Linked DNA regions of Mus musculus: region 1 is linked to region 2. The links are chromatin loops, found by intact Hi-C in ENCODE. Cell type or tissue: heart. All regions are shown on one strand. Links, peaks and the distances in the headings refer to the core of each region. The heading gives the core; the rest is flanking DNA.

What was found. Peaks named below come from ENCODE experiments on the same cell type or tissue, not always from the same donor. Only the 100,000 strongest peaks of a DNase experiment are listed, where the experiment ranks them.
Region 1: a loop joins it to region 2, with 8 times the contacts of the local background. A loop is called at or near these places in 1 of 42 quality-filtered maps.

What each region holds. Positions count from the first base shown.
Region 1 is chr13:104,107,642-104,112,032 of GRCm38, forward strand. It overlaps Nln (neurolysin (metallopeptidase M3 family)), which reads right to left and starts at 1,973. Exons shown (of 13, transcript NM_029447.2): 1 at 1,775-1,973. The coding sequence starts at 1,815. It overlaps Sgtb (small glutamine-rich tetratricopeptide repeat (TPR)-containing, beta), which reads left to right and starts at 2,100. Exons shown (of 11, transcript NM_144838.2): 1 at 2,100-2,328; 2 at 3,429-3,548. The coding sequence starts at 3,449. In heart, for the core only: no CTCF peak of the experiment used is centred there; a DNase peak (open chromatin) is centred at 1,870; H3K4me3 peaks cover 2,228 bases; H3K27ac peaks cover 1,600 bases.
Region 2 is chr13:104,176,302-104,180,692 of GRCm38, forward strand. It overlaps Trappc13 (trafficking protein particle complex 13), which reads right to left and starts at 2,165. Exons shown (of 13, transcript NM_001093759.1): 1 at 1,813-2,165. The coding sequence starts at 1,858. Shld3 (shieldin complex subunit 3) reads right to left here and starts at 2,158. Exons shown (of 2, transcript NM_001365338.1): 1 at 1,813-2,158. Trim23 (tripartite motif-containing 23) reads left to right here and starts at 2,538. Exons shown (of 11, transcript NM_001361538.1): 1 at 2,538-2,660. The coding sequence starts at 2,580. In heart, for the core only: a CTCF peak has its summit at 2,759; a DNase peak (open chromatin) is centred at 2,480; H3K4me3 peaks cover 3,331 bases; H3K27ac peaks cover 2,025 bases.

The sequences.
Region 1 (4,391 bases), core at 194-4,193, 69 kb before region 2:
TATTAAAATATTCTTCTCTTGGGCTGGAGAGATGGCTCAGTGGTTAAGAGCACTCACTGCTCTTCCAGAGGTCCTGAGTTCAATTCCCAGCAACCACATGATGGTTCACAACCATCTGTAGCGGGATCTGATGCCCTCTTCTGGTGTGTCTGAAGACAGCTACAGTATACTCATATAAATAAAATAAATAAAGCTTAAAAAAATTCTTCTCTTTCTACCTATATATGAATGTGAAGTAAGGTTTTCCTTCTTAAATCAAAATAAAATGGAGAAACAGCTTAAATGTACAGGTATGTGTAGTAATCAAGCCATTTTGTATTAAGTCACTCCAGCATCCACTGACAAGATAAATGGAAAAATACGCATATATTTATTACTACTTGATAAACATTAATCTTTATGAATGTCCCAGTTTTTTTTTTAAAGATTTATTTATTTATTATTATATGTAAGTACACTGTAGCTGTCCTCAGACACTCCAGAAGAGGGAGTCAGATCTCGTTAAGGATGGTTGTGAGCCACCATGTGGTTGCTGGGATTTGAACTCTGGACCTTCGGAAGAGCAGTCGGGTGCTCTTACCCACTGAGCCATCTCTCCAGCCCGAATGTCCCAGTTTTAATTGTATATGGTTAACTATCGGTAGATATAATCGACAACAACAAAATTAATGTTCCTAGGTTTTCAGCAATTTTTAAAGGTAAAGGGGTCTTAATATTAAAAAGTTAGAAAAGAGAGCTAGCAGCGTTATAATGGAAATTTATTCTCTCTTCTTGCTTTCCATTAAATGGAAAAAAGAACTTCATTTGACAGCTTTACCACTTCCAGCCTGGAGACCAGAAAACAACAAACCTTGCTCAAATAATGGTCACAGTCATCAGGTGAACTCTGAAGAATCACTATTGTCCCCTGGGTGCACAAGGGCTAAGGAACACAGTGATCCACGCAGATGAGTGGCAAAGCACAATAGAAAATGACGAAAAGCAGAAATGCTGATGGTTGAAATAGTTGTGTGCACATCTACAAACCCCACAAAGTTCTTTTTTCCCCGTTGAACTTTCACATGAAATTTCAGTGTAAGGCAGATTTGGCAATGGGAGGTGGTGGCGGCTTTGTTCCCGAAAACCCGGCATATCCGTGCAAAGAATTTAATTCTCTCACCATTTTGCTACTGGTCTGTTGCAGAGGGGTGTGGTTAGAGCGCTAGGAAGCAATTCAAACCGTGTCCAAGCAACAATTCTGGACCAAGTCAATTTGCCAGGTTAAGAGATCGAATGTTTTAAGGAAGGAGGGATATAAAAATGAAGTTAGAAAGCAAGGACGGAAATAAGTATGAAAACCAAAGCGGTCTCGGGTGTATATTAAACGCCTGGACCGCTAACAAGTGCATGAGGTGCGTACGAAAATGCTTGCTTTCTGGAGTCCACAGCTGCGGCACTCTCTGTATCAGGTCCGCAGGTCTGAAGGGCGCGTCGGTCTATCCTTCCGTATTTATTTTGGGTTGGGTCTGTGAACCCAACAATTCTCACAGACTGCGGCTGAAGCAATCCCAAACAAAGGGGAAAGGACGGCCTCCTGGGGGAAGCGGCAAGGGAAAGGTGGCCCCAGGTTGCTGCACCAGGTGTCCCTACAGAGTCCATCAAGCAGGCAGAGGGAAAGAACAGTCCCAGAGGCATCCTGGGTGGGTGTAGTAGGGCTGCACCAGGCCCCACGGCTGTCGTCGACAGACGACCCCACCCTTGCCCACGGTCAAGGTTAACCCGCCCACTAGAGTACCTGTGGAGGCCTCGCAGAGCCGAAAGGCACAGGGTGATCATGGGCAGGCCGGGAGGCCGGCAGCAGCTGGCGCGTGGTCCTCCGGCTTGGTAGGTGCAGGAGGCGGGCGGTGGAGTCTGCGAGCCCGGAAGCCGAGAGCGGGCAGAGCGGAGCAGACCAGATCTCGAGACTGAGGCCGCTAGCCAGCGCCCTCCCACGTGCTGCAGGCCCACGCCTACGCCGTGGCCCCGCCCCTAGCCCCGCCCCGCATCCGGCTCCGTCCCCGCCCCGAGTCCATCGCCCCGCCCCTCTCTCTGCCCCGCCTCCACCCCACCCCTCCGTGCCCTGCTCCGCCCCTGGGGCGGATCCAGCAAGCACTGTCGTCCGAGAGCCTTGCGAGCAGCCGGGTGGGCTGAGGGGGCGGCGGCGGCGGCAGCATTGGAGCGGGGGAAGTTTGGGAGCCGTGGCCCCCTCTGCGATCCAGAACACCGCTCAAGCCCCGAGGACCGCGGGGACAGGCGGACCCGCTTCCCGACGCCCCCGGGCCCGCAGCCGTCATCTCGTGTCCTCTCGTGGTAAGGGGCTTCTCTCTGGAAAGGGTGCGTCTCCCGCAGCCCCAGATGGAGGCCTGCACCGCGCACCCCCTGCAAACACTGTCTGGGCTGAGGCAAAGCCGGGGTACAACGGGGAGGGAACCATGGGGGTGGGAGGTGGATGTGATTGGAGATGTAGGAGGGGAAGCTTGGAGGAGGTTGGACAGCTCTCCCCACCCCCATTCTGTTTCCCTCTTCTGCCCCGGGTCCTTAGTCAGAGAGTGAAATAACCTCTCTGGCCTAGGGAGTAGATTCGCCTTTAAAAGAAGTACAAAGCTAATAAACATCCTAGAAGCGGGTACCACACCCTGGCTGTGAATTAGGGATCCCGGGGAGCAGATTGCTGATACGATTTAGTGGAAATAAGCCATTAATGCCACCTGGCCCTGCGCCACTGTTTGGATGCATAGTATTCCATGTGAATGAACGCGGCCAGGAGCTTCCAGCTTGTCCACGAGAGCACAGCTACTGCAGGCAGGGGCAGATCGGTTTGTACTATCTATCGGGTTAGACGGTGATTTCTGACCAGTGTACTGATTAAATAGAAACGCCGGGTTTTAACAATAACACTCAATGGTTGAATAACCTTTCCACAGAGCCTTGTCGTCAGCAAGTGACTCTTAACCTACAAAAGTAGTAGAGTATAAATGATTAATACATTAAAAAAAATCTCTTGGAATAAAGGAAGATGCTCTCACTATGGCTCACATTCTGAGTCAGCAGTACGAGATCTCCCTCAACTTAGAAGCGAGGCCTTTCAAGGGTGATTCTCCATATGTCTGCACTCCTATACTTTCTTGTATCTGTATCATATATGCTGTTAAGACACGGTGAGCTCTAGGCGTTGCTACACATGTTTTGAAAATCTGTCTTTGTTATTTTTATTTTTTTACTGATGCAAGCTTTAACATAGTTGAATAGTGCTGGGTCTGAATGAGCATGTGGAATACATGACTATAACCACTTGTGCTTTCTGGACCCTTTAAAGAGAGAAAAGTAATCAAGGTAATGAATATTTTTGCTTTTATTGCTTTGAACTTGGTGGATGACCCTTGTTATTTTCTTCTTCTTTTTTAATCAAGGAGATATTTAAGCGTCTAAAATGTCATCTGTGAAGCCCCTAGTTTATGCAGTTATTCGTTTCTTGCGGGAACAAAGTCAGATGGATGCATATACTTCTGATGAACAAGAAAGTTTGGAAGGTAGGCACCTATTGTTTGTGTCCTAATTTTGTAAAGAAATACTAAAATAGCTACAATCCAAAGCTTATGGTTTTTAATAACAAAATCAGAATATTTTGTTGAGAGGCTTAACTAGATATGTTATTTCCATTTTTTGAGGTTTGTTTTAACTAATAGGAAATAGGACTATTTGTCTACTGAAAAATTACTGTCAGAAGTATGTCATTCATATTTTAGGGAAGTTTTTCATCATGGGAACATTATCCCCAATGAACAGACTAGGAAATTAGATTGTTTAAGCAGCAGAACGGCTACCATGTAACAAAGCTGATGTTTACATTCAAATCTATACTTCAAAGATTTCCCCCTATTTTCCTAATAGCAAAGAATCTCATTCTGAACATACGAAAATACCTTAGTCATGGCAATAGCACCGTGTTAAAAACAAAACAACTCAGTAATTAATTAGTACTGTTACCGAACTCTAGCAAACGGTGCTTTGGAGGATGAGAGAATTTCGCCCTTGTTTTCCGTGAGCTTTAAATCTTGGATTCAGTAAAGCTAAGCAGGACTGGAGGAGCACCATGGCATTTCCTTGACGCCATCACTTCATGTTTATGCATTATAAAATTTTAACTCGGTATAGCCATAAGAAGGCAAAACGATATAGACAGGCTGGTGAAAGTTCAGTGAGCCTAGCTTCCTTGTGGTCTGCAGACTTAATTATCACAATGGGAGCACACTGGGGAGAGCTTAATAAATAGCAGGCAGGTTGGAATTCCCTTCTCCGAGCTGCCTCTCCTATAGAGGGGATCATCTATTAATTCTGTATACTTCCTTTGTCGACATGCTTTAAGTTAGATG
Region 2 (4,391 bases), core at 320-4,319:
AACTGTATAATGAATCATTTTACAGCCTTAAAATAACCATATTTTTCCTAAGATTAAGTTTTAGTATAGACTTAATATGTGATGACATAGTCTTTAAGTACTTGAGAATGATCACTTCTTGACCTTTTCTGGCTTACAATCAAGGATGAGGAATTAATGAGCTTATTTTTGTTTTCTTTACCCCTTTTCAGTGTAAAGAAGGACATCAAGAATTCTTTTATTGTTGTCTGAACATATTCAGTGATATACTAAAGAAACAAGTGAAATTTTGAGAGCTCTTTTTAGGTCAAATGTAGTTTCAAGAAAAACAAAAGGGAGTGAGGATGTAGCTCAGTCAGTAGAGTGCTTGCCTAGCATGCACAAAGCCCTGGGTTCAAATCCCAGCATACCATAAACTGGGTATAATGGTGCTCATCTGTGATCTGAGCATCTGGAAGGTGGAGGCGAGGGGGCCGGGGACACTTGGTCATTCTCAGCCACACTGAGAGTTTAAGGTCAAGTCACTAAGTGTCTTCTCTTTCTACAAATGAAGAATAATAACAAATACAACTCCCTACCACTGAGATTTTTGGTAGCTTCTAAGTTGTGTGAAATCACACTTAGCAGCTCATATAATTGTTTTAAGTTCATATAGAAATCATAACGATCCATGAAAGAGCTGTTTCATTTTCTAGGAGGCAACAATACCTTAGAAAGATGATTTTTGAATTATTGCCCTGATCTCTTACTAGACATGTTATCTTGGAAAAGCTGCTAGACCTTAAAAGATAAGTTATCTTTTAAGCCCACACACTAGATGTAAGACGGAGATAATGAATATCCAGTAAGTTCCTTTCAAACACATATAATCTATTTTAGTCTAGATCGTGTGGAAGTCTACAGGTCTCATTGTTGTATTGATAAATATTGCAAACCTTCTTAGTTCCACATTCATAGACAGTCATATTAACTGCAGACATCAAAACAGGATTGTAGGTTAGGAATGGAACTGGCGAGCTTCTGGAATGCAAGATGTGTATGGAGCTCACAGAGAATGAGGGAGGAATGTGGAGTATATCAAAAGGGATGCCTTAAAGAAGGTTAAGTGCAATTCAATCTAGTTTAAATGTCTTGTAACCATTTCTCCCTATCAGTTGAAGTCACTGTTAACTTTATAAATGCACATCCCAAAAGCAAGAAAGTGCATTGTGGCAGTAGCAAACATAAAAAAGAGGCTGAAAATGTTTTTAAATAAAAGGTTATCGATAAGCAAATTCAAGGAAAATCTGACCTCTTATCTTTTTTTTTCTGATCAAATTAAATCATTAAAACGTATTCAAAACTTCTGCGTATAGACAGTTAAAGTTGTTAAGATAGTCTAGTCAATTTTCCCACAAACATGATACTACAGTATGAATTAATTTGTAGTATATTTCAACAAATCTAAGAAGTATTAGGTGTAGTTCCACTTATTTCAAATCCTTGGTATTATCGTGCTACACTATCTACAGATAAGTTAAATTCTGGTAACTTCATCCCTGCGCCATGGACAGATTTAGGAGCAATTTTTGAAAAAAACATATCAAATGCCAGCTGAAATTTATGCTGGTTCACAGAGATCTCTGCGGCAGGGTCGAGGCGCGTGAGCTTCAGTGGACAAAACGTGGTGGCTGCGGTAGCAGAGACCTCTCAGAGCTTGGGTTCGCATTTCATTCCAGGAAGAGCAGGAAGGCGAGTTGCCGGGGTTAGGGACAAGGCCTACTTCGGGGATCCTTCGCACAATGAGGGTACAGGCAAACAACAGAGTGAGGAGTCTCAGGTTAGCAAGTTTACCTTTTAGCGCCAGCAGGTGCTCCTGTTTGGGGGGATTCACTTCCATCTTGGCGGGCACTTCTGACCTCAGCCTACGCAGGCTGAAGTTTCACCGGGTCTGGAAGGAAAGTGCAAAGCACAGGTCCCGGAAGATCGGGCTTCAAACGCACGCCCGACTTCTTTCTGCTCGTGAGGACTTAAATTCTCTTGTCACTAAATCCTTTACGGCCCCAGTGAAATCTTTGTACCATGGCCATTCCTTAGCTCAGAAGCACACACTTGCCTCAACCACTAAGGCTGACTACAACGATCCACTTCTTGCTGACAATTCGCGGCTTCCCAAAAGCTTTCATTGCCCGGTGGGGGTGGGGGAGGGCGCTACTGTCATGGCATGCTGGGATTTGTAGTTCATCATATACAAATTTCGCAGTGTACGCGGGGCAGGTGGCATGTAGCTCAGTCCTTTATTCTGATTCGTTTCAGTTCTAGAGAAAAAATATTGTTACAGGAATGTCATTTTCACCATAAAATTTTATTTATGTTCCATACTTAAAAAAAAAAAATTTCTCCTCTCCATTACTCGCAGATGCTTTCATGAAAAACAGTGCGCACGCGCAAGCCGTACAGCCAATGACTGACGGGAGAGAAAAGGTCAGAAGGGACCGAACGGCTCGCCATCTATCCTGCGCATGCGTGAGGGCGGCATGCGCCGAGGCTTCTGGGTAGGACGCTCAACCCCTCCTCTCAGTAAAAGGCTCTCCTGCAGCTGTGGCGCGGCTCCATCCAGGATGGCTGCCCTCGCTGTAAACAAGCCCGGAGCCGGAGTAGACAGTGGGCGGCAGGGCAGCCGGGGGACGGCTGTGGTGAAGGTGAGGGAACTTGCGTGCTCTGTTCTCCACCTGCGGCCTCCCTTCGGTTCGTCCTGGAGACCTGGCCGCGACTGTGTGGCCCAGGCTTGGCCGGGTGGGATGCGCGGCCTCTGGTGGGCGTTACAAGCCTTTCCGCCCTTCCGCGGTCCTTGCCCCGCGGAGCTGAAGTTGCCTGGTCTTCTACCTCAAGTGTCAACGTTGTCCGTGGGGCTGTTTGTGAAAAGCATCGCGTGAAAGTTGACCTGGATTTATTTGGTCTTTCCCCTAGTCTTCTGTTTCTAGTGATGCCTCAACAGGCGTTACTTACTTGACTTGGTTGTATTAAACACTTATTGCAATAGACAAGTACTGTCGTAGATGGTTCAGCTCGCAAATATCTACTTAAAAGGTAGATGTTAAATCGCATTTTACATGGGAGGAACCCTAGGTTTAAGTTAATACAGTATGTGCTAAGGGCTCAGAGTTTACTGGTTGTCAACGTCTGCCATTCAACATTGCCCTGAACAGTAGAGACTGGAAACTTCTGAACTCTCCAACTGCAGCACATTTGGGCTTTAACACTAGATGTATGGAGTTTATAACTCTCTGGTTAGAAGATTCTACCGTCTACTTATTTACGAGCTACATTTACTAAAAATTAAGTGCAAGTGTGAAGATCATTTTCCTCACCCACTGTAACCTAGATCTAAAAGGGGCAGGCGTTTTAGGGAGTCACTCGGAAAGATTATCTGTTGCCAAGAGATTAAACAACAACTCTTTCTGAGTGTGTTGACGACAGGACATTTTTTTAATTCCCAGAAGTAATTTTAATGGACACTTGGATTTATAACAGTGAACCCAAGTCTGGTTGGACATTCTTTTAACTCGTTAAATGGTAGATATCTCTTTCTGTCTCTGTCTCTCTCTATAGCAAAGGTCTGCTTTTGAGGAATATATGCCTACGATGTATTATCAGTCGTATTTTATTGGTGTTGAATCAGTTAACTTTTTATATTAATGAAATTTAGAGAAGCCCTCATTAAGCATATTTTGTGCTTATTGAGATTTAATATTTTGAATTGTGTTTTTGCCAAATGGGAATACTTGCAGAATATTTTGTCATTCTTTTCCTATAATTGGAATATCATGTCTAATTCTCCTTAACACTTCGTTTTACTTTACTCATAAAGTATTCTGCATATGTACATGAAAAACATAACGGTTGTAGTTATGGCATATGAATGCACTATAATTTCCCTTTCAATTTAGTATTTATATGTATCTTTCCTTGTTTTTAATTAATGATACAAATAGTGCTTTAAAGAGTTACACACTGGTTTTGTCATATGTGGGCTGGATGTTATTCACTAGTAGACCATTTACCTGCTATGTGCAGGAACCTGAGATTTCCCAGTGGCAGAAACAGCAATAGCAACAAAGAAGAAAGCACTTGGATCCTGTCATGTATGTATGACGCAGTTTAGAGTAAGTTCCATAAGTACTGCTAAATTGTGTCCATGAATGCTATTATTAGTCAATAGACTTTTTGTATTAGTCAGTGAAATTGTTTTCCTATACTTCTATTAATACAAAACTTTAACAACTTTTTGAAAAAAATATCTTGATGTAGTTATTCTTTGTTCTCTAATGAGTTAGACTGAAATCTTAATATAAAGTTTTCTTTAACATTTAGCAGGTATTTATCTCTTTTTTTTCCCTATGAATTATACCACATTTAAGTTTCTTTTGAAT